Regions from separate parts of the Homo sapiens genome. Here all the other regions are linked to region 2. Evidence: chromatin loops called from intact Hi-C (ENCODE). Cell type or tissue: endothelial cell of umbilical vein. All regions are shown on one strand.

Region 1 (8,000 bases), 200 kb before region 2:
GTTTCAGTTAACTATATTGACTTTCTACTTTTTAAAATGGGAAAGATTTCCAATTGCAACATTACAGAATTTTGTTTAAACACGTCTTTACCCTGCAGTTCCTACATTGGCTCTTTATTTATTTATTTATTATTTTTTCTTTCTTTCTTTCTTTTTTTTTTTGAGACAGAGTCTCACTCTGTTGCCCAGGCTTGAGTGCAGTGTTGCATTCTCAGTTCACTGCAACCTCCGCCTCCCAGATTCAAGTCATTCTCCTCCCTCAGCCTCCTGAGTAGCTGGGATTACATGCGCCCACCACCACGCCTGGCGAATTTTTGTATTTTTAGTAGAGACAGGGTTTCGCCTTGATGGCCAGTGTGGTCTCGGGCTCCTGGCCTCACGTGATCCACCCACTTCGGCCTCCCAAAGTGCTGGGATTACAGGCGTGAACCATCGCACCCGGCAGGCTCTTTATTTAATAGACTTTCTTTTCCTGATCTCACTGTCTTCAGGGAGAGCCCGGATGGCAGTCCTCTGGCTTCTTCCAGCTCAAAGGTCTATGATTTCACGTTGTTCTATGAACCAGGTTCTTCTCTGTTCCTGAGACCATCTGCAGCAGGTGGTGAGAATTTTAAGAGGCATAATAATAATAATAATAATAATAATAATAATAATAAATGTTTAGTGTTTTACTGTAGCAGGATAATTGGCAGAGGGAAGGCTGAGGTTTATGGAATTAAATTTTCATGTATACACAGGAGAGTATGCTTAGCTTTCAAAGCATTTCACTTACCACTAGGGAGGGATTTAGGAGCCCTTGCTCCATCAGTGACTATCGAAACATATGTTTACATGAAACCGTCAGTCCCTGAACATCTGAAGACATTATTATTTTTAAAATTTTTAATTTTTGTGGGTAATTAATAGGTGTATATATTATGGGGTACATGGTGTGTTTTGATACAGGCGTGCAATGTGTGATAGTCACATCATGGGAATAAAGAAATAATTTTTTGTAAATAATTAGCCTAATTAATAATAAAAATCTAGTTATGATAAAAGGAAGCATTATAGGCAAAATATGATTTTAAATTAATGCTGGAGCAGATTACCTTACATGGTAACATTTCAGTGGATTAATTTTTACATATAACCTTGAGATACTTAAGAAAAGATTATGGAGATAGACAATTTAATATTTTTAGTAGGCCAGGTGTTTATTTGACAGTCTAAAAGGGTATGAAATTCTGAGATTGGAGAAGCATTACTAATGCATATCTCTACTGCCATGTCAATAGGTCCCCAAAGATATTGCTTTAAAAATAAATTTATCAGATCACAAAGGAATTTATAGTCATTATAGGAAATTGGGAAAATGTAGAAAAAGCTAGATTAAAAAATCCTAAAGTATATCATTATTACTAATATTTGGTGGTATTGATTTCCTGTCATCGCTCCTTGTATATTTATTTTATTTTAATATTCGAAGGAGATTATTCAGTACATACTAACCCATAATGACTTTTTTCACCTAACAATAGCTTGTGACTATTTCCCCATGTTATTTATTATGTCATTTTCAACATTGCTCATCCCATCATCACAATACAGCCACCAATTCCTGTTGTGAAACACTTAGAATCTTTTCAAATCTTCACCATTAGAAACAGTTCTGAGATAAGTATCTTTGTAGTTAAATGTTTTCCCACACCCATGATTGGACAATGATTTAAAAAATAAAAAGACTCAAATTGTGGCTTCTAATAGGAGTAATATATAGAAAGCAGAATAAAAATGTAAATTCTAGTAAGAGCAGACAGCAACTAGCCACCACATAGAAAGGAAACGCTGGTTTTTATATGAGACAGACCTGTAACTCAGGGTGACACCAAGTAACTCAAAATGTGGTATTTCGATGGGTTTTTTGCTCTCATGCAAAGCCCAACATTATGAGTAATTGTTACTTTTAGATGATATTTCATATTTCCTGCCCCACCCTGTCAGCACATGGCAAGGCGGCTTTTTCTGTGCCTATGTCAGGGAGCATGCTATGAGTGGCCATGTGCCTTATGGAGGGGACTTAGCCTCCCAAGGGCCATCTTGGAGTCGGCTGGGATCAACCATGCTCTGCTTATCAGCCTTCCTCTACATTTGCCTCATTTATCCACCATGATTTGATTTTGCATTTGCCCCCTTGGGCTTTGCTTATCCACAATGGAAGCGCTGTATCTCCTCTGTGATTCTTATTATTTATTTATTTATTTTTTTTTTTGAGAGAATCTTGCTCTGTTTCCCAGGCTGGAGTGCAGTGGTGCGATCTCGGCTCACTGCAAGCTCCACCTCCTGGGGTTCAAGTGATTCTCCTGCCTCAGTCTTCCAAGTAGCTGGGACTACAGGCGTACGCCACCACACCCGGCTAATTTTTTATATTTTTAGTAGAGACAGGGTTTTGCCATGTTGCCCAGGCTGGTCTTGAACTCCTGGCCTCAAGTGATCACCCGCTTCGGCTTCCCTAAGGGCTGGGATTACAGGCGTGAGCCACCACAACCAGCCTCTGTGATTCTTGCTTTGCAATTTCTACTGTTGTTACAGGAACATTTCAAAGCCCTTCAAATTTAAAGTAACCTGAACTTGGATAAAGTTCCAAGTTTTTCCAGGAGATGTGAGTGCAAACCTCAGCAACAACATTTTTAACAATCACCCTAATGAGGCCTCTCCACAGATCCTGCTGTGGTGGTTGTTTGGGGTGGGGAACATCTGAGCAGATGCCCTGAGAATTCCCTAGGTCCCATCCTTCTGGATCTCCAGTGATTCAGCAGCAGGAACTACAGGGCTGGGTAGGACCCAAAGGGGAAGGGAGGCTGCAACAGGAAGAGATGCTGCTCACTTTTAGCATGAGAGCCACTTTGCTTGCCAGTGGACTCTATCCACCTCACCGTGGCAGCCTTAACAGCCTCTGGTTTCCTAACTCTCTTTGCTGCTGTCCCCTGCATGATCTGTCCTCCCGCAATCCCTTCCACACACACAGCATGCTTATCTCCACCCCACACAGGATGATTCGCCTTGGTTTCTGCATGGCTGTCCGGGATGCCTCAGTCTCCACAATGCCCAAGTTGTCATAGCAACACACTGCGAGGATTGGCCTCCACCTCCTCACTGAATTCATCACTTCCCCATCTGCCCTACCAGTGACGATTTCTGTGAACTCTTTTATGTGAGTCAGCTCCTGTTCTCTAATCCCCAACATCTTTCTTTTCTCATAGCTATTTTGGGTGGTTTCTCTGGAAAAAAATGTTGATTCCCTTTGCCTCTGACAAAGAGTTAGAGTAACAATTTGAGCACATTCCACATGCCAGGCCTCATAGCAAACCTTTTACGTGGTTTATCTCATTTGCTGTTGGCAACAATATTATGAGATAAGTACCATTATGGTGCCAGATTTATAGATAAAGACATTTTAGCTTGAAGAAGTTCAATAATTTTCACAAAATTGTGTTCTCTAAATTTTAGAGCTGGGCTATGAACACAGAGCCTGGCTCTGGCCACATTGACATTAGTCAAGTACATTCTACAATAAAATTGCTTTCCTGCTTGTGATTGAAATATAATCTTCTATTAGTGACACTCACTTCAAAATGCCACTCTATAAACTGATTGAGTATAGTTCTCAAAAATTGAACGATCATCTTTTCATTGAGTAGAATTTTTATTCTATAGAAAGAATAGGGGATTCTCTACTACACCCAAAATTTCTCCTCACAGCAGATGAATTATTTCAATTACATATTAAGCTCTAAAGAATAGAGGTTTTATGGAATTTGCAAAGATTTATAATTGGAAATGGACCAAATTATTCTCCAGAAGTTTCTCCATGTTTTAATGATATCATCCTAAAGAAACTCTTGAGTTGCTTTTTCTACATGAACTATATTTAATTAATTCTTAAAATTGATCTCCTATAAAAAAGAATTTTCTTCCAGAAGACCTTCCAGGAAATAAAAGAAACAACATTTACAAACAGTATGAATTAGATGTCAATCTAAAACAGAAAGGGCTGAGTTTTAATTGTCACTCACTGTGATTCTAAAATGAGTTTGGGGCTGGGCATGGTGGCTCGCACTTGTAATCTCAGCTCTTTGGGAAGCCGAGGTGGGCAGATTGCTTGAGCCCAGGAGTTCGAGACCAGCCTGGGCAACATGGCGAAACTCTGTCTCTACAAAAAATACAAAAAAAGTAGCTGGGCATGGTACTGCATGCCTGTAGTTTCAGCCATCAGGAGGCTTAGGCAGGAGGATTGCTTGAGCCTGGGAGGGTGAGGCTACAGTTAACCTTATTGCACCACTGCACTCCAGCCTGTGCAACAGAGCAAGATCCTGTCTCAAACAAACAAAAAAATAGTTAAGAAAAAAAGTTAATCTCTACATCCCAAGCTCATATATATAAGATAATTACTTGTAATTTTAATTTATTACAGTTTTAAATTTTTAGCCATGAAACAATTTAGCAAGCAAGGCACTTGAAAGACATATTTTTGTTCTTGGAGATCCTGCAGTTCATAAAGTTGATTTCTACTGAGGGGACAGGTGGGGTGTCTGGGTCTCTGCTCACTTAGAACTTGACTTTCAGTGACTCCTAAGTACCCTCAATCTTACAAAAAAATTGGATCTCTATCAGTGATTGACCACACGTGGTGTCTTTAGTGTTATATCCTCCCCTTTGTTATGGGTCCTTCCTATTTAGAAGTCCACGGATCACTTCCTATTGCAACTGGAGTCTGAATTCACTAATGGTATTGTAAAGTATGTGCCAAATTATCAAACCCGCACAAAGGAAGTAGAAACTGGTAAGTATGGCTAAGGCAAGAGATTTCCTTCCTCTCTGAGTGTGTCAAGAGGAGTTGAGATATTTGGGGGTAGGGTGGGGGTGGGGGGACCTAAGCCACGAAAATCCTAAATGAATAATCTCTTTAAGAGAATAACAAAAGATTTCACAGAGGAAGGTTTTGTAATATACACATCTCCGCATCTGAAGATATATTTAATGGCCAATTTGAAAATGTAAGCATTATTTTAGTAATTTAGAAAAATACCCCTAAACACAGTTATAGAAATTAGATCTGCATATTCAAGGTGAGAATCGCAATCTTTCTTAGTTTTTACTAGTTTCCTTTCTGTAACTCAATTAGAACTTCAAGTATTGTTCACTCTGAGTAGATCTTCAGGCTCTCTAAAAGCAGGGCCACTCCAGCTTGCTTGTCAGTAGTTGCAATGAGTCACAGCTGGAACGTCCTGTGGTTAACATTCTGCTCTGAAAACAGAATCAGAATCAGTGAGACGGCTTTCCATGGTAACCTGTATTTGTATACTTTGAAAAATGACTGTTCCTTTTTGTGTGGTTTTGGGTGGTCAATTTGCGCGGGAATGAATTGTAGAGGTGACGTTACCCATCTGTGTGAATATAAACAAAAAACCTGATTTTATTAACGGCAAACTTTAAAAAACGAGGTATGAGTTTTTTTTTTTTTCCTTTTCGAGACATTGTTCTACACATTTATTACTAGATTGGACATTATATTTAAGCATTTTCATAAATGTCTATTTGATGCTTATTTTAATGCATAATTTTCTCCCCCCAAAGGCAAAAAGAAACTAATTGTCATTCATCAGTGTTGCCCCCCAAACCTACTGCCTAGCCCCTCCACCCCCACCCAGTACTTTTACAATGTGTTATTAAAGACCACTGAACAGCTGAGATCCAGGGGTCTCCTTCAATGCGTAATCCCATCCAGAAGGAAGGAAAAAAAAGAAATCTCTTTAAGTCACGTGAAAATGCCACATTTCTTAATCTTGCAGAGCTGACAGGCAAAAATGCTATGCTGTTCATGACCTTGTGCAGGATTGAAATATAATTCCGCAACATGCTGCGACCTAGTATTCCGTAAGACACATCGAGCTTAGGGTGATTATAGTTATGGAGAAATCTTACCTATGTTTTGTTGGATAAGGGTTATGATGACTTAGCCTGGGCTCAGAGGCCTGACAGAAATGAAATAATTTATGCTTTGGTCACTAAATTACAATCCAAAGGTTAAGATTTGGGGAGTGAAAGATGGTAGAGCATTTGCTTGCTAATTACTCCACTACTTGGGAGCAGTATGTTTGTTTCTGTGCTAATTAGTTTAGAACTGTACTTCATGCCCTAGAATTAAGAAAAACTCTAAAGCTGAGATGAATCTCCTGCAGGGAAGCAGGGATTTAGAAGCACAGGCTGCAAGGTTGGCCTCTCGCCCTCCGGTTTCTCCGCCTGCAGGAGAGGGTGGGACTGAACGCTAAGGTGAAAAGCTTCTGTTCCGTTTCGTTTCCCTCTTCATTTTCTGTTGCTTTATTCTTCTCTTATTCTCCCCTATTCATTATAGGGGAGGCTTCTGATAAATGTGTAGAATATTAGAAACTTGATAATAAATATACACATTCAAAGCAGCAGTACGAAAAACAGAAAAAAAGGAAGCTACAGCAGTAAGCCTGAAAAATAAAACTCATCTTTATTCATTTGCTTAAAATGCTTAGGTTTAGTGCTTTGGGGTGAATGACATAATAGGCTTCTGAGCTTGTCTTTTTAAAAATATCTGCTGACCTTCCCTGAAATCTCACAAGCACTTATGATGAGCAGCCGATTTGAGAACTCAGCGAGACAGGCCAAGGTTTAAAAATCTGCGATTTATCATAACCTTAAACAAGGCCCTCACCTGGTTCTCCCTTCTACGGAGTGGCACAAAGGGTCCAAATCCTTTATGGTCTAAGAGGAGCCTGTTGAAATTGAGGATTGTATGGCACTACTACCTATCTAACTGTACAGAGTGCAAATAATCGTGCAGATTGGGTCCTAAGTAAAATAAATACAGCTGGCGGGGGAAATCACTGCGTTCATTCATTGGAGATGCATGGGGAACCTGCCTTTATCAAAGCCCTGCTCTGGGCAGTGAGGGGAAGGCCAGAGGTGGTCTGTGCTTTAAGGCGACTCACAATCAGTAGGGGAGGTAAGACACACAAGCCCATAACAAGAATGCCTGGGGATGTGATCATTTCCACAAAAGAAGCACAGATGAAAAGCAAGGGCTTTCAAAGGCAGACTAATTTATGCCTGACTGCAGGGATTAGGGGCGGCTCCATGGAGGTGCTTTGTAACATTTGGTGGTAAAGTTCTCCACACTCAAATCAATATGTTTCAAACAATATTTCATGTCATAACATTTTTTTTCAATGAAAATAATTTGATCAGTCTGGAATTCATTGAATCCAGATTATACATTTATGCACGGACACGTGCAAACACACAGACACTCACACATACTCTTAAGTAGATGTACTCTCCAAGGGCATCCTCGAGGAAATCCATGAGTCCATTACCAGGTATTTTATGTTTCGTTGTCATGGGCAGCTTATCCCAAGGGTAACTGGAACAAAGTGTTTAAAGGGAACATGAAGGCGATTAGGTGAAAATGTAATGGCCTTAGTCCTGAGGAAGCCAGTCTTGTTGGATTGCCATTATCTTTCTCAAGTGAAGAGATATAGTAGAGAGATTTTTGTGTTTTTTAATTTTTATTTTTCAGTTTGGAGATATACAGCTGATAAAATCATTAAATGAGGTAGGTTAAGGGGACACAACCTTGCACCCTCCATTTCTCCTTGAAGATGTATAAATACCTCAATGGAAAAATGGACGAAGACATCAGTAAACAATTTACAAGAGAAGAAATCTAAATGCCCCTAAACATGAAAAAAAAAATCCTTCAATGTCAAAGTAATTAAAATAACACAAGTTAAGACAATTACAAAAAGGCAGTTTTTCACTGTCAGTACTAGTTTAAAACATGATCGTCATCATAATTGACAAAGCTCCACTGAAAGAAACACCTCTGTTAACTGCTTGTGGGAGGATAGGTTGGTATAAACTTTCTGGTAAGAAATTTAATAATATTTTATAAAGAGCCATATGATTATACTGTTTGTTATTCCCTTTCT
Region 2 (8,000 bases):
TTACCTACATTCTCCAGAATGTTTCCCCAAAAGCAAAGGCTGCAGGATCACAGCACAAACTACGGTATAAAAAAGCTGCCTGGTGTTTTAATTGCTGTAGGTTAACAGGTATTTCTGAATCCAAATGCAAATGTTTTTTGATCTACACGTGGAACATTTTTCCCCTTTGCAAGTGAAGGTGACTTCTGCATGTATTTTCAGAAAACGCTTCATTCTTAACTGTATAAAAAGACAAAGCTTTTCCGACCAATGTCATCATTCAAATTGTCTCCATTTTAATGTATATACCTTAGAGAAGAAAGTGTAAGTTTAATAATGAATGACTCCTTCCTAAAGGTGAGAAATGGAAGTAACAGCAATTCACCATTACTGGGCAAGTACTGTGGAACTCTGCTGCCAAACCCTGTCTTCTCTCAAAATAATGAACTATACCTACGATTTAAGAGTGATAGTGTAACTTCTGATCGTGGATATGAAATCATCTGGACTTCATCACCCTCTGGTAAGACATTTGCACTTTGTACAGGAAAGCACTGTGAGAAAAACATGAGGTGTCTAATAGTAAAAGGCAAAGTAACTTTATATTTTTAGCTACCTGTGTACCTGATTAGTTTATGTTAAGAATAGAGATTTTAACATTGAAAGTACAGATTACTTTTTTTTTTTTGAAATGGAATCTCGCTGTGTCATCCAGCCTGGAGTGTAGTGGCGTGATCTTAGCTCACTGCAACCTCCACCTCCCAGGTTCAAGTGATTCTCCTACCTCAGCTTCCCAAGTAGCTGAGATTACAGGCATGCGCCACCATGCCCAGCCGATTTTTGTATTTTTAGTAGACAGAGCGTTTCCCCATATTGGCCAGGCTGGTCTCAAACTCCTGAACTCAGGTGATCCAACCTCCCAAAGTGCTGGGATTACAGGCATGAGCCACCGCGCCCGGCCAGATTACTTTAAATTTTACATTTATTCATTATTTCTGTTTATAAAAGAATATATATTCATATATGAAACATATATAAGGTAAGGTAGGAAGATTCAAAAATTCCTTGGTAAATTAAATTTTGTTAGACTTTTTGACTTTTGGCTTGACCATCAAGGAAGTTCTTTGAGAATTTAAAGAAAAATTTTTACCAAAAATCCAACTTATGAACACATTCTGGCATATATATGAGTAGTTGTGCTTCTCGCAGGCCCTGACATTTCTTGGCGGTTCTGGAGAGAAATTGCTTTTTTTAGGGTAGTAAGTATCTTCTCACATTTTTGGCTGGCTGTTTATCAAACAACTAAAGAAAATTTAAGTCATGTCAATACATTTAATTCAAGAGAGGAGGAATACCTTTATAAAATATCCCAAAATACCAAAATACCTTCAAAATAAGAAAGATAAACAGAACTCACTTTAAATATCTTAAGAAAAGCGTTCTATAAAGATAATCGTGGGTAATGGAATCTTGGCACCCAAAGGAAGCTTAAAGGTGACCTCCAATGCTCAAATTTTATCAACGAGCAAATAAAACACCAAGATTAAGCTAGGTGCTGTGGCTCACACCTATAATCCCTGGGAGACCAAGGTGGGTGGATCACCTGAGGTCAGGAGTTCCAGACCAGTGTGGCCCACAGGGTGAAACCCCATCTCCACTAAAAATACAAAAATTAACTGGGTGTAGTGGCACATGCCTGTAATCCCAGCTACTCGGGAGGCTGAGACTGGAGAATCACTTGAACTTGGGAGATGGAGGCTGTAGTGAGCCGAGATCACGCCACTGCACTCCAGCCTGGGTGACGGAGCAAGACTCCGTCTCAAAAAAAAAAACAAAACAAAAAAAACCCACCATGAACCCGGGAGGTGGAGCTTGCAGTGAGCCAAGATCGTGCCACTGCACTCCAGCCTGGGCGACAGAGCAAGACTCCATCTCAAAAAAAAAACCAACCAAACAAAAAAACCCACCAAGATTAATGAGTTGCCCAAAATGCTCCACTAGACTGAGGTGAAGGTGAGATTAGACCTCAGTGGTCAGAGGCCCAGCCACGTGCTCTGTAACTATGCCAGCCAGCTTCTTCCTGTCCCAGAGATGACCTGGATCTCCACAGATATATAGTCTAAATCATGACAGCCTTCATATACAGATTAACAAATTGAACAAATTAACACCAAAACTTGAAGTATTTGACCTTAAGTATGTCAGTTATTAGCCTGGTAAAGTCACTTTTATAATGAAGTCATTCCTGCCGTCACCTACAATAACGCACTCCCTCTTGGTTTAGTGCTGAATTTTACTTCTAATTTTACTTCACTCACATCACTGGCGTCAACTCTGGGCATGCAAAGATCTCTACACCATCGAAAGCACACAGACAACAACTTGATTTTCTCCCACAGTTACTTTATCAAGTTTGTTTTTTTTTTTTTTTTCCATTCTGCTCTCAACCCCCAATTTTCAAAGTACAGTCCTGGAGGAAGTTATCCCTGGGTTGTGATATGCAGGCAAAGGCACGTGTGTGGAGGATGGAAGAGGTGGAGGTGGCAGTGGGAAGAGAGGGGAAGAGAGGAGAAAGGGTGTAGCCCAAAGAAGAGGAAAAGGAAAAGGGATTTCTGCCTCCATTATTCTTGCAGAGTCTCAGCACCTTAAGAAAATAAAGTCTTATTGCCTAACAAGCCAGACTGGACGGCTTATATGCTGTTGAATCAAACTTCCTGTCCTGTTTTCCTTGCAGGATGTGGTGGAACTCTTTATGGAGACAGAGGCTCATTCACCAGCCCCGGCTATCCAGGCACATACCCAAACAACACGTACTGCGAGTGGGTCCTTGTTGCTCCTGCTGGAAGGCTTGTCACCATCAACTTCTACTTCATCAGCATTGACGATCCAGGAGACTGTGTCCAGAACTATCTCACACTCTATGATGGGCCCAACGCCAGCTCTCCATCCTCTGGACCATACTGCGGAGGCGTGAGTAAAACAAACATTTTATATTCCCATTTGTTATTTTTAGACAATAATGAGTCACTTAGTGTAGACTTTTTTTTTTTTTAAGATGGAATCTCGCTCTTGTCACCCAGGCTGGAGTGCAGTGGTGCGCGCAATCTCAACTCACTGCAACCTCCGCCTCCTGGGTTCAAGCAATTCTCCTGCCTCAGCCTCCTGAGTAGCTGGGATTACAGGTGCCTGCCACCACACTCAGCTAATTTTTGTACTTTTAGTAGAAACAGGGTTTTGCCATGTTGACCAGGCTGGTCTCGAACTCCTGACCTCAGGTGATCCACCCGCTTGGGCCTCCGAAAGTGTTGGGATTACACGCGTGAGCCACTGGGCCCGGCCTAGTGTAGACTTTCAAAGGCAGACACACTGCAGAGGAAGAAGCACAGCCTTTAACAAATTGAGCAGTTTTCCAACTTGCCTTTCTATTATGGGAGCATGAGTGCCATCTGGTGGGCATTGCATTAAATTACTATTAAGAGTTACAAAAATCAGCCCTGCGTCAGAATCACCTGTGGAGTTACTTACATTAGACTTCCAGTTCCCACCGAAACCCACTGAATCGGGATTTCCCAGGGAGGAGTCACAGCACGCTGTTTTTTTAAAAAAAAGCTCCCTCTGTGACGTCAGTGCACTGCCTAGGGTTGAATACCCATGTTTATTTCTGCATAAATAGAACTGTAGAAAATTTGGACACGTGGCTCTATTTTATCTACTTCTTGCTGAAAATTGCAGAAATTATTTGAAGAAATGGTGACCGATAGTTTGTTTTTGTAAAGCTCTGATATCTTCCCTAAAAAAATCAGAATCTGACGTTGATTCAATATTGCAGGCATCTGTGCTTACGATCCTCTCATTTGATGTGCAAGTAGATACTTAAAGAGAGTAAGGGCTCACACCTGCAATCCCAACACTTTGGGAGGCCCAGGCAGGTGGATCACTTGAGCTCAGAAGTTTGAGACTAGACTGGCCAACATGGGGAAACCCCGTCTCTACTAAAAATACAAAAATTAGCTGGTATAGTGGCACACGCCTGTAATCCCAAGTACTCCGGAGGCTGAGGGAAAATAATTGCTTGAGCCAGGGAGGCGGAGGTTGCAGTGAGCCGAGATGGCGCCACTCCACTCCAGCCTGGGCGACAGAGCCAGACTCCATCTCAAAATAACAAGAGAGTAAGTAAGGGAAAATTGGCTGTTGGCAAGCGGGTATCTGTTTCTGATTTTTCTGCCCTTTAATCACTTAGACTTTGTAATCAAACTAGACAGAGAACTGTATCAGCTGGAAATCTAGATGGTTTTTAAAATATAACTTACTATTTATAAAATTGATAAATGCTGTTTTCAGAAGTATCAGAAAATAGGCTAATTTTTCTAAAACCCTGGGCATTCTCATATATTCTTAACACCTTTCTTTGAATATATTTGCATATATTTTACATGCATATTTTTTACTGTTTGATGGTGTGTTTTTTCTACTTACCAATATATCATTAGTAACATATCAATAAAAACACTGTTGCATCATATTTAAGTTTTGGAGAGTATTCCGTTGCACGAGTGTGGCCTAATTTATTTAATGAAGCCCCTCTAAGTGGACATTTAGGTCTCTTGAACTTTTTGCAACTACAGACAACACTTAATAAACTTTTTGGTAGTGATATCTTTATACATATAGTTACATTACTTGGTGAGAAATGGTAATCACAGGACCAGCAGACACTGTATCACGGGGATGCACAGAAGGCCCACAGAGAGAGAGACCCCAGTAAATGTGCCACACATCAGATTTAGAAGCTAATCAGCTCTTAGACATTGAATTGAAATTTACAAACATTTCAAAAGGGAGGAAAAGAGGCAATTTTAACAATACCATGACTTTATATTGGTAGGGGTTTTTTTGTGGGCATGGTTTTCAGTGGCTTGCAAACATACAACCCCATTTGATCCCCACAGTGACACTCCCATAAGGTGGAAAGAACAAGTATATCCTGGACTTGTATAAACCGAGTTCAGGTTTATACTGAACAAGTATAAACCGAGTCACTGAGAGAAGTGACGGCCATTTAATCCAATGCCACGTTAAGTTGAAGTATATAGCGAGATAACATCAATTTTTTTAACTGTTGGTGTTTACGGTATTTTCCCAGTTTTACATTTTTTTATAAATGTGGATATAATTTCATGTGTAATTGTTTTTTTTCTTAAAGGTACCACTGATTTCTTTAACACTTTATCAATGTTAAACATAAATGAAAAAATGTAAAACATAAGTATAAAACATGAAGTACAGAGGTAGCTCTTGTTTTGCTAATATTTACATACAACTTTTTGTAAGTTGTAATATTTTACTAATATTTACATACATACTTTCACATGTTACATACATACATATTTACATGCATAATTACATACATATGAAAGTTGTATACTTTTGTATGTATACTCCTTAAGTATACAATTCAACTTTTTATGTATGTAAATATGTTTGTTAAACTTGTAATATTTATATACATACAGTATTTAAATACATACAGTGTACATACAGAGGTAGCTCCTTATTTTGCTAATATAAACACAAACCCTGATTTGGAGATATTTTATATTACGGTAAATACCATTGTTCACAGGGAAATCCTATATCCCTTGCAGCTGCAGAAAATGAAGATCTAGCAAATGAGAGAATAACGGGACAAACAAGGAGAATCAAAGGAGATTCTAAAACTTCTGTTGACCGTCTGTTGACATACTAGTTTGTCAAAATAAAAGAAGTTATTGAAATTTGGAAGCAGATTAAAATGGGAGTAAAAAGTAGATGTGTATAGGAATAAAAATATTGTATATTCCTTGATGTATCTCTTACAGAAAAAAAAATCTACACTCACTTGAGTAAGTGAGTATCTTGGAAATAAGCCTGTGTTTTGATGACTTGGGGTAGGGCTGAGGCAGGAGAAGCCAGTCATGTAAGCATCATGAGAGCAGGGCTTTTTGCCTGTTTTGCTCATTTTTTAATGTCTTAATACCTGCAGCGTGGCAGTGCCTTGATCAATATTTGCCAAATGAATGAATAGAAAGTGAGAGACAACGGGGACCCATGTATCCCCCCAACACACACACACACACACACACACACACACACACACACACACACACTGTTCCACAGAAGTATATGAAAATAAATCTCAAGAGGAAAAACTATAAACACTGAGGATGAAAATACTATATTTTACTTAATAGGATCATTTTAATTATATATGTTTGTTTCAGAAAAATTAAATTTGCAGTAAGAACTTGAATAAGAAGTTCAAGTTTTTTGATAACAGTTTTATTGAGATACAATTTCAATACCATCCAATTCATCTCCTTAAAGTATACAATTCAGTGGTTTTTCGTAGGTTCACAGAGCTGTGCGGCCATTATCAGCACAGCCAATTTTGGGACACTTTCATTACCCCCCAAAGAAACCCAGTACCCATTTGCAGTCCTTCCCCATTTTCCCTCAACTCCCCACGCCCAGAAATATTCCTTTGTAAAGCATTTGCATTCATTCTTTGCAAGGTTACTTCAAGAAATATATGCAGGTTCACCATAAATTCTATAAAGTTTCTTTATGTGGTACTTTGTTACTAGGCTAACATTCCTAGAAAAACGTTCAAATATGTGAAATATATAATTGGATACTTTTTTTTTCAATTTTAGGACACCAGCATAGCTCCCTTCGTGGCTTCCTCAAATCAGGTCTTCATAAAATTTCATGCTGATTATGCACGGCGTCCATCCGCATTCCGATTAACTTGGGACAGCTAAGTGGGTAACAACTCGTGTTCACTCAGCACTTTCCCTCTGCAGCACGCTGGACAGCACTCTGCCATCCTGATACATGACCCCTGCTGATGCCACAGAGAATAAGCTGAACTTGTATGGTTTTTCACCAAACCATGGATAGAATCAATATTTGTAGGCCAGGCGTGGTGGCTCACCCCCCTGTATTCTCAGCACTTTGGGAGGCCGAGGCAGGTTGATCACCTGAGGTCAGGAGTTTGAGACTAGCCTGGCCAGCATGGTGAAACCTCATCTCTCTAACAATATAATAATTAGCCAGGCGTGGTGGTGGGTGCCTGTAATTCCAGCCACTCGAGAGGCTGAGGCAGGAGAATTGCTTGAACCCAGGAGGCAGAGGTTGCAGTGAGCTAAGATCACACCACTACACTCCAGCCTGGGCGAGACGGCAAGACTCCATCTCAAAAAAAAAAGAAACAAAAAAAACCAGAATCAATATTTGTACATTTTCTCGAACATAGAATATAGCTTCTTTAGTCTTGAGTGTGCATTTCATTCTAATATTTTGAGCTGAAATTTAAAAAAACTTTGAAAGAGTTGGAAATGATTATGGCATATGTGACATACATTTTTAAAAGTTAATAATAATAGCCAGGGGCAGTGGCTCATACCCATAATCCCAGCACGCTGGGAGGCCATGATGGGAGGATTGCTTGAACCTAGGAGTTTGAGACCAGCCTGGGCAACAAAGTGAGACCTGATTTTTACAAAAAATCAAAAAATTAGCCAGGCATGGTGGCATGCACCCGTGGTTCCAGCTACACAGGAGGTTGAAGCAGGAGGATCACTTGAGCCCAGTAGGTTAAGGCTGCAGTGAAACCCTGTGAATTAACCACTGTACTCCAGCCTGGGTGACAGACTGAGACCCTATCTCAAAAATGACAACAAGAACAACAAAAGTTAATGATAATATAGAAGCATAAATTTCCTGTGAATGTTCAATTACACATAATAAACATTATTGAATTGTACACAATTATGCTGCATTAATTTTTTGACTTATTAAAACTCTGTCTTTCACTATGGGACATATATAAATTTTCAAGTTTAATTTTTACATTTTGGCAAAGAATTCAATATATATATGAATCTTCCAGAGCTTCATTTCTGGAGCCAAGCTGCCTGAGTTTCAATTTTAACTGTACTAGTTAAGTGCTTACACAATCTCTCTGTGCTCAGTTTCTTCAT
Region 3 (8,000 bases), 430 kb before region 2:
AACCATAACCTAAATGGAATTGTAAACAGACTGTAGCCTACTCTTGCGCCAGTCACCAAGTTTTGCCAATCACATTGGCCAACTGTTCAAACCATGTTCAGATAAGGCAAATGCCAAGCAACAACCAATCTGGCTGTTTCTGTCCCTCACTTCCATTTTCTGTATGTCATTTTCCTTTTTCTGTCCATAAATCCTCTTCCACCACATGGCTGTCCTGGAGTATCTGAGCTCACTCTGGCTCAGGATGCTGTCTGAGTCATGAGTTGTTCTTTGCTCAATTAAATTATTTTAAATTTAACTTGGCTACAGTTTTTCTTTTAACCCCACCATCCCTACCACCAGTTTAAAAGCAAAGAAGACTATTGGCTATGATCTAGTTCAAAGTCCTCCTTCTACAGGTAAAGCAAGAATCTGAGATAACCATGGTTTTGCTCAACATCACCGGTGAAAAGTAACAGTGCTGGGCCTTGAACTCATTTCTTCTGAGCCGATATACAGTGACTTTTTCCGTCAATCATGCTCAAGTCTCAATCACCCAATAGTGGTAAAAACACAGGGCATTTTCACCAGCCCAATTAAATACTACTTTCTGCTCCATGAGGCTCTACCATAAGTTCTGTGGGAGGGAGAATATCTTTCACTGCGAACTCCATGGTCTTAAAAAAGTTGCTTAATTTCTCTGAGTTCCTGTTGCTTTGCTTGTAAAATACATAAATAAATAAAAACACACTCACCCTTCCTACCTTACACCATTGTTTTACAAAATGATGATGCTAATATGTAAGGAAAACATTTGTATACCGTAAAAAATTATCCGTGTGTAAAAATACTTTAAAATATCATTTAACTAATTACAATAATTAAAACATGACTTTGGGCTGGGCATGATGGCTCAAGCCCATAATCCCAGCACTTTGGGAGACTAAGGCAGGCAGATCAGTTGAGATCGGGAGTTTGAGATGAACCTGGCCAATTTGGTGAAACCCTGTCCCTACTAAAAAATACAAAAATTAGCCGGGCGTGGTGGCACACGCCTGCAATCCCTCAGCCTCCCTCAGCTCCTCAGGAGGCTGAACCAGGAGAATCGCTTGAACCTAGAGGTGGAGGTGGCAGTGAGCTAAGATCACTCCACTGCACTGCAGCCTGGGTGAAAAAAAAAAAAAGCAGGAATCTAGGTAGAGGAGTCAGGGGAGTCTAAGGAGCTACCGAACCTAAGTCAGAAAACACTATATCAATATTAATATCCCACTGTATTATGTAATATCCCACGGTGGCTTATGCCTGTAATCTCAGCACTTCGGATCTTGTAGATAACCTGAGGTTAGGAGTTCAAGACCAGCCTGGCCAACATGGTGAAACCCTGTTTCTACTAAAAATACTAAAAACTAGCCAGGCACAGTAGTGGGTGCCTGTAATCCCAGCTACTCGGGAGGCTGAGGCAGGAGAACTTGAACTCAGGAGGCAGAGGTTACAGTGAGCTGAGATTGTGCTACTGCACTTACAACCTGGGCAAGAAGAGCAAAACTCCGTCTCAAAACAAAAACAAAAACATAAACCAAAAAACCCACTGTTGTTAATAGCAACTAATTTTGAGGGCTGATTGCATAGCAGGACTTGACAGAGTTTTCTAATCCTCACACCGCCTACATTGTCATCTCTCTATTGTGCAGATGAACCCTGAAGCCCAGAGACACTATATAACCCAGCCCAAAGTCCTCCACCATTCTGGTGGTGGAACTAGGATTTAAACCTGCATCTTACTTCCTGCAAAACAGCATTCTGTGCTGTTCCACTGCTTTCTCTACCACACTCTTCCCCAAAGCCATAGTGCTATACTTAAAAATTAAGGGATGACTCTTGCCTGTAGTACCAGCTAATTTGGAGACTGATCGCTTGAGCCCAGGAGTTCAAGATCAGTCTTGGGAACACAGAGAGACTCTATTCTCAAAAAAAAGTGTGCTGGGGAGAAATAACAGCTGCATTATTTTGTCTAAAAATAATTATAATACAATCATTTATTGAGCAGTATATGTGCTAATGTGTTATCTGTATTATCTCATTGAATTGTTCACAATATTCACAATATACTCTGAGAAATCTGAGGCCTAGAAAAGTTAAGGAAGTTGTCTATGACCTGGCAGATGGCAAGTTACCGAGTCAGGATGCAAATTCACCTGTGACTCCAGATCCCCTTAGCTTAATTGCTTGCCATTGCCAGATTCTACAGAAAGCCTAAAGCTGAAACAGAATAAATTAACTACTGGGATTTCATTCTGTCACCCTAGCTGGAGCAACCATGAACTTCTGGGCTCAGGCGATCCTCCCACCTCAGCCTCCTGAGTAGCTGGGACTACAGGCATGCACCACCACACCTGGCTAATTTTAAAATTTTTGTAGAGATAGGATCTCGCTACATTGACTAGCCTGGTCTCAAACTCCAGGGCTCGAGTAATCTTCCCACTTCAGCCCCCCAAAGTGCTAGGATTGCAGGTGTGACCTACCATGTCTAACCTATGGGGGCATTTCTGATTCAGAACCCAAACACCTCTTCTCTATCATGATAAGTAGAATCTGTATATTGGGAATGGGTGTGAAGTAAATTTTTAGTATTTATTTATTTATTTATTTGGAGAGAGAGTCTCTTGCTCTGTTGCCCAGGCTGGAGTGCCGTGGTGCAATCTCGGCTAAGTGCAACTTCCACCTCCCGGGTTGAAGCGATTCTCCTGCCTCAGCTTCCCGAGTAGCTGGGACTACAGGCACGTGCCACCATGCCTAGCTAATGTTTTTTTGTATTTTTAATAGAGATGGGGTTTCGCCATGTTGGCCAGGATGGTCTTGAACTCCTGACCTCAGGTGATCCACCCACCTTGGCTTCCCAAAGTGCTGGGATTACAGGTGTGAGCCACTGTACCCGGCCAATTTTTAGTGTTTCTACATTAGGCAAACCCATCTTTCCTGGCAATTTTCTTATGTACACTTTGTTTATACTTTGAAACAACTGAAATTTTGAGAGCTATTTCCCCTCACATAGGAAGCCAATTGACAGGGGCCACCTCAATGCTCTTGACCTCTAGTGGGGATTGGACCCCACAGATTCTTGCTACTCAGTGCTGTCCCAGGCCAGCATATCAATATCTCTTGGGAGCTTGCTGGAGATGCAGTATCTCAGGCCCCGCCCTTGGCAGCTGAAACAGAACCTTCATTTTAACAAGATTCCCTAGTGAGTCGAGTGCAAATTAAAGTTTGAGAAGTACTCTCCTAAATCACAGCTTGGTCAATCAAGAAGCAAGTGGTCCCAGGATGTTTCTATCCTTTAAATGTAACAACAATCCCATTACTGAGTTTTTTTGTTTCTTTTATTTGTTTGTTTTTGTTTTTTTTTTGAGATGGAGCGTTGCTTTGTCGCCCAGACTGGAGTGCAGTAGTGCCATCTCAGCTCACTGCAACCTCCACTTCCCAGGTTCAAGCAATTCTCCTGCCCCAGCCTCCTGAGTAGCTGGGGCTACAGGTGCATGCCACCACACCCAGCTAATTTTTGTATTTTTAGTAGAGATGGGGTTTCACCATGTTGGTCAGGCTTGTCTCGACTACCTGACCTCAGGTGATCCACCCGCCTCGGCCTCCCAAAGTGCTAGGATTACAGGTGTGAGCCACCGCGCCCGGCAATTACTCAGTGTGTAATGTGAACCACAGGCACTTTGAGTTCGTGGTCTCTAATTACTGACAGAGTCATTCAGGGCAGGTATCCTCAATTCTCATTTCCAGCTGAGAAAGAATGAGATTTGGGAGACAAAGTAACTTGGTAGAAATTACACAGCCAATAAATGAAAGTTCCTGGATGTGAACACAGGTTTATCTTCTGACTGAGCAATATTGCTTCCCATTCTTCTTGCTGTTTTTCAAAGCACCGTTTTTGATGAGGTAGGTCCTGGGGTCATAAAGAGAAAGGAATTTTGTTCATTTTACTCTTCCCTGGACTGTGTGAAATATTTCAGGTACAGAGACTAAGTCAATGATTATCTATCTGGTGGATTAAAGAACAGACAATTCAGAAATGCTCTTGATGGTCATAAGTTAATTTTAAAAATTTATTTAGAAGGGATCCTCAGGAATGCCTAATTGTATCCACTGGATTTTAATACTTTCAATTCCGTGCAACTAAATGTGGCCCTTGGAAAAGTCCTGTGACTTCCGAACCCACCAGTAGATGTCAGTATTTCTTTGGACACCACAATGGCCTCTCAAGTTTTTGCCCTACCAGGCTCTTCACAAGATCCGTTGTGTCTGAAGAAGGAGCGGCGACTTTTTGTCTACATTTTTACTTGGTTGGAACAATCTTCTGAGATATCTTCAAGGGTGTTAGTGACCCCAAGGCAGTACTCTCTTGCCCTCTCTCTCTCCCTGTCTCTCTCTGTCTCTGTATGTGTGCGCCTCTTTCCTTCTCTTTCTCTCCCTATTTCCTCTCCCCATACTCCCACACTGACATTTTTTAATGAAAAAGATGATTTTCTCCCATGAAGATATTTCTGTGCAGATGTTAGAAAAGGACATTCGAAGACACTAAAGTCAGATTTTGTCAAGCCCTCTGGCTGGTAAACCAAGCAGATCCCACTCTCCAGGAATGAAGCAACTATTACGTTGGGGCGAAAGTTATTGCTATTACTTTTAATGGCAAAAAAACACGATTTTTTCCCCCAACCTAATACTACCATGCTAAATGCCAATTCAAAAAGGATTGCCCTTTGAAGAAAAAAAGGCAGAAGTAAGCAGGAAGGATAGCTCACTTGGAGTATCATCCGAGTTAGCTTAGGTAAAGACTGTAGCTTTCTACTAAAGCGTAATTTATTTCTCAAAGAATATTTTATATGCAACTATTTTCTGGGCTCTGTTCTGGAGCTTTATTAAATGTGTAAGAAGGCTGAATAATTGATCAGGTTTACCAAAGACTACAATTTAAGCTGACAGGCATTTGATTTTAGATGCTGGTGTCTCATTTGTGTGGCTTTTTCATGCATCTGCCAGCAACGGGTATGCTAAGACAATTATGTTCTTCCCACTGGACTGCTTTTTCTTGTCTCCTTTCCAGAACGATCCTTCTATTTTTTTTTTAGAAAAAGCTGTGCTTTAGGTTAACCACATAAAATTATTTGACAGATATCTGAAGAGACTCACTTTCTTTACAAGAGAGGTTAATAGTAGCTTCTCAGTAAGGAAAAAAAAAACGCTGAGAGGGATTAAATAAGAGAAATGCTTTCTGAGTCATTAGATGCTAGACAGGTTAAAATACCAGAAAAGTACACTGTAGCATTCAATTTGGCACGAGGTAATGACTTAATGATTTTCCCGATTTCTGATATTCGGTGTGGAACACTTAAGCCTTTCTGAGGCCTGATTAGCAAACAGTTTTATTTCCCTTTGCAGAAGAGGATGTAATCAGTTGTTAGGTGGACAATTCAGAAGTGCTTTAGGATTTTTCACACTGCCGGTTTTATAATTTAGCGATTATGTAGCTTGATGGTGAGAGTCATTACTTTCAAGAAGTTTGGAAATTGAACTAGTCCAGTGTTTCCCAGAACCTCATCTATTTACAAGCTAGAGAGTTTTTTTTTTTTTTTGCTATTAATACTCTATAGTGGTTGAGGACATATAGTGTGTAACTGCATTCAGAGCCCAGCTTTGTAATTTACTAGCCAAATGACCTTGTCAATATTACTTAACTTCTATAAACCACAGTTTCCTTATCTGCAAAATGGGGGTGATAATGCTTTATTTGTAGGATGATTGTGAAGTGTCTATAATGTTATTAGTTCTCTATCCCCATCCTCCACTCTGAGGACTGGTTTTAGGTATGTATGGGGGAGGCTGGCCTACCACAGATTTTATCTACTCTTTCAAAATAATCACAAGTTATGCACATACTCTGTGCCAGGCAGTATGAACTGAACACCGAAGATACTCCAGTGAACAAGACAGAAGAGGCTTCTACTGGCATGAAACTTACATTCTAATGGAGGACACAGAAAATTATAAAGTAAACAAACACATAAATACGGAATAACATAGATAGTAATGAGTGTGTAGAAGAAAAGTAAGGTAGGATAAGGAAACAAAGTAAAGAAGAAGATCAAGGAAAGTTACTTTGAGTAAATGACTGTGTTAGTCCCTTCTCACATTGCTATGAAGCACTACCTGAGACTGGGTAATTACATAAATTACCTAGTATAAATTTATAAAGAAAAGAGGTTTAATTGACTAACAGTTCTGCAGGAAGTACAGGAAGGTGCCTGGGGAGGCCTCAGGAAACTTACAATCAGAGTGGAAAGGGGAAGGGGAAGCAAATATTTCTTCACGCAGCAGCAGGAGAGACAGAGCATGAAGAGGGAAATGCTACACACTTTTAAACAAGCAGATCTTCTGAGAACTCATTGTTACCACAAGAACAGCAAGGGGGAAGTCCGCCCCCATGATTCAATGGCCACCTACCATGCCCCTCCTCCAACACATGAGGATTGCAATTTGACATGAGATTTAGCTGGGGACACGGAGCCAAACCATATTAATAACATTAAAGGAAAACAATAATTTTAAAACTTTAATTGGGCCTTCGTGTAGCTGATGAGGCCATCAAAGGATGGCTGGATATGTAATCAGTTTCTTTTCTCAAATGCAGAGAGAGCCAAGGCACAGTCTGAAAAATGAGAATGAACACATACACTGTTCTGTCTCAAAATGTAATATTTTCTCCTCATTGGAGGCTCAGAGGAATCTTTGCAGATTCTGCTGCATTTACGGAAATATTCTTCTTTAATAATAATTAGTGTGTGGCCCTGATGACCAAACAGATGACTATGGAGGTTCAGAGCTCCCTTTGAGAAATGGAATACAGCTGATTGACAGTCTCAAGCTGTCATACCCCTGCATTCTTTCTGAACCAATTATACCACTAGGCTGTTCCCACCCAATGACGTAGCCGGGCATGTACACTGGCATAGGACCATTTGCCTGTTGAAAGATTCCTCTAATGGGTAACTTTTGTTCAGGACACCCCATAGTCCTAGCCAAGACTTTTCTTAGAGAAGCTCTGTAAGCTCAGACTCTTCCAGATCAATTCTTCCTTTTTCCTCTCCTTTTACAGATATAAAACTTACACTGTGATCTGAAGGCTTGTCCTGCCTACTTCTTCTCCAGCTTCTTTTATCTGTCACAGACTGTATTAGTCTGTTTGCATGCTGCTGATAAAGGCATACCCAAGACTGGGCAATTTACAAAAGATAGTGGTCGAGTGTACTTACAGTTCCACGTGGCTGGCTTCACAATCATGGTGGAAGGCAAGGAGGGGCAAGTCATGTCTTACATGGATGGCAGCAGGCAAAAAGAGAGCTTGTGCAGGTAAACTCTCATTTTTAAGACCATTAGATCTCATGAGACTTATTCACTGTCACAAGAACAGTACAGGAAAGACCTGCCCCCATGATTCAATCATCTCCCACTGGGTCCCTCCCACAACACATGGGAATTCAAGATGAGATTTGGGTGGGGACACAGCCAAACCATATCACAGACATTTCATCCAATAAATCTTTTGTACATATAATCCTGTCTTGGCTTCTACTTCTTAGAAGACCTGAACAGACACAGTTGGAACCAGGAGTGATCAGAGAAAACAGCTAGTAAGATAAGGTCTGCAGGCCTGGACTGATGGTGGAGGATGGGGTGTCACTTAACCATTAGAAGCCAGGGAGTCACGATGACCATAGTGACCAGCAAGCTTGGAAGAGCAGCCAAAGAGTCTTGGCCTACAGAAAGTTGTGAAGATGGTTAATAGAACCTAACTCCTTTAGGGGAAAAATAGACAGTCAACCAGCAAGGGGCCTTCTTAATTTCTACAACAAGAAAAAAGGCAAGAATGGAGGAGCAGAAAACTAATGGTGATCACCCAATAAAAAGTTTTCATACCTTGCTCAGTTCTCAGACTTTACTCAATTTTCAGATCTAGAAGC

What was found. Peaks named below come from ENCODE experiments on the same cell type or tissue, not always from the same donor. Only the 100,000 strongest peaks of a DNase experiment are listed, where the experiment ranks them.
Region 1: it touches region 2 in a loop (8-fold over the local background); 5 of 110 quality-filtered maps call a loop at or near these places.
Region 3: it touches region 2 in a loop (9-fold over the local background); 61 of 110 quality-filtered maps call a loop at or near these places.

What each region holds. Positions count from the first base shown.
Region 1 is chr10:17,020,883-17,028,882 of GRCh38, reverse strand. The region is part of intron 27 of CUBN (cubilin); the gene reads left to right. Among named protein-coding and RNA genes, the nearest start is that of CUBN, 100 kb to the left of the region's middle. In endothelial cell of umbilical vein, no CTCF peak of the experiment used is centred here; DNase peaks (open chromatin) are centred at 1,862, 3,142, 4,722 and 5,272; H3K27ac peaks cover 5,881 bases.
Region 2 is chr10:16,823,754-16,831,753 of GRCh38, reverse strand. It overlaps CUBN (cubilin), which reads left to right. Exons shown (of 67, transcript NM_001081.4): 65 at 337-502; 66 at 2,714-2,949; 67 at 6,672-7,788. The coding sequence ends at 6,779. Among named protein-coding and RNA genes, the nearest start is that of RSU1, 10 kb to the right of the region's middle. In endothelial cell of umbilical vein, a CTCF peak has its summit at 3,422 (motif pointing left); DNase peaks (open chromatin) are centred at 2,853 and 3,403; H3K27ac peaks cover 1,668 bases.
Region 3 is chr10:17,254,099-17,262,098 of GRCh38, reverse strand. No RefSeq gene overlaps it. Among named protein-coding and RNA genes, the nearest start is that of VIM-AS1, 28 kb to the right of the region's middle. In endothelial cell of umbilical vein, a CTCF peak has its summit at 4,195 (motif pointing right); a DNase peak (open chromatin) is centred at 4,238; H3K27ac peaks cover 388 bases.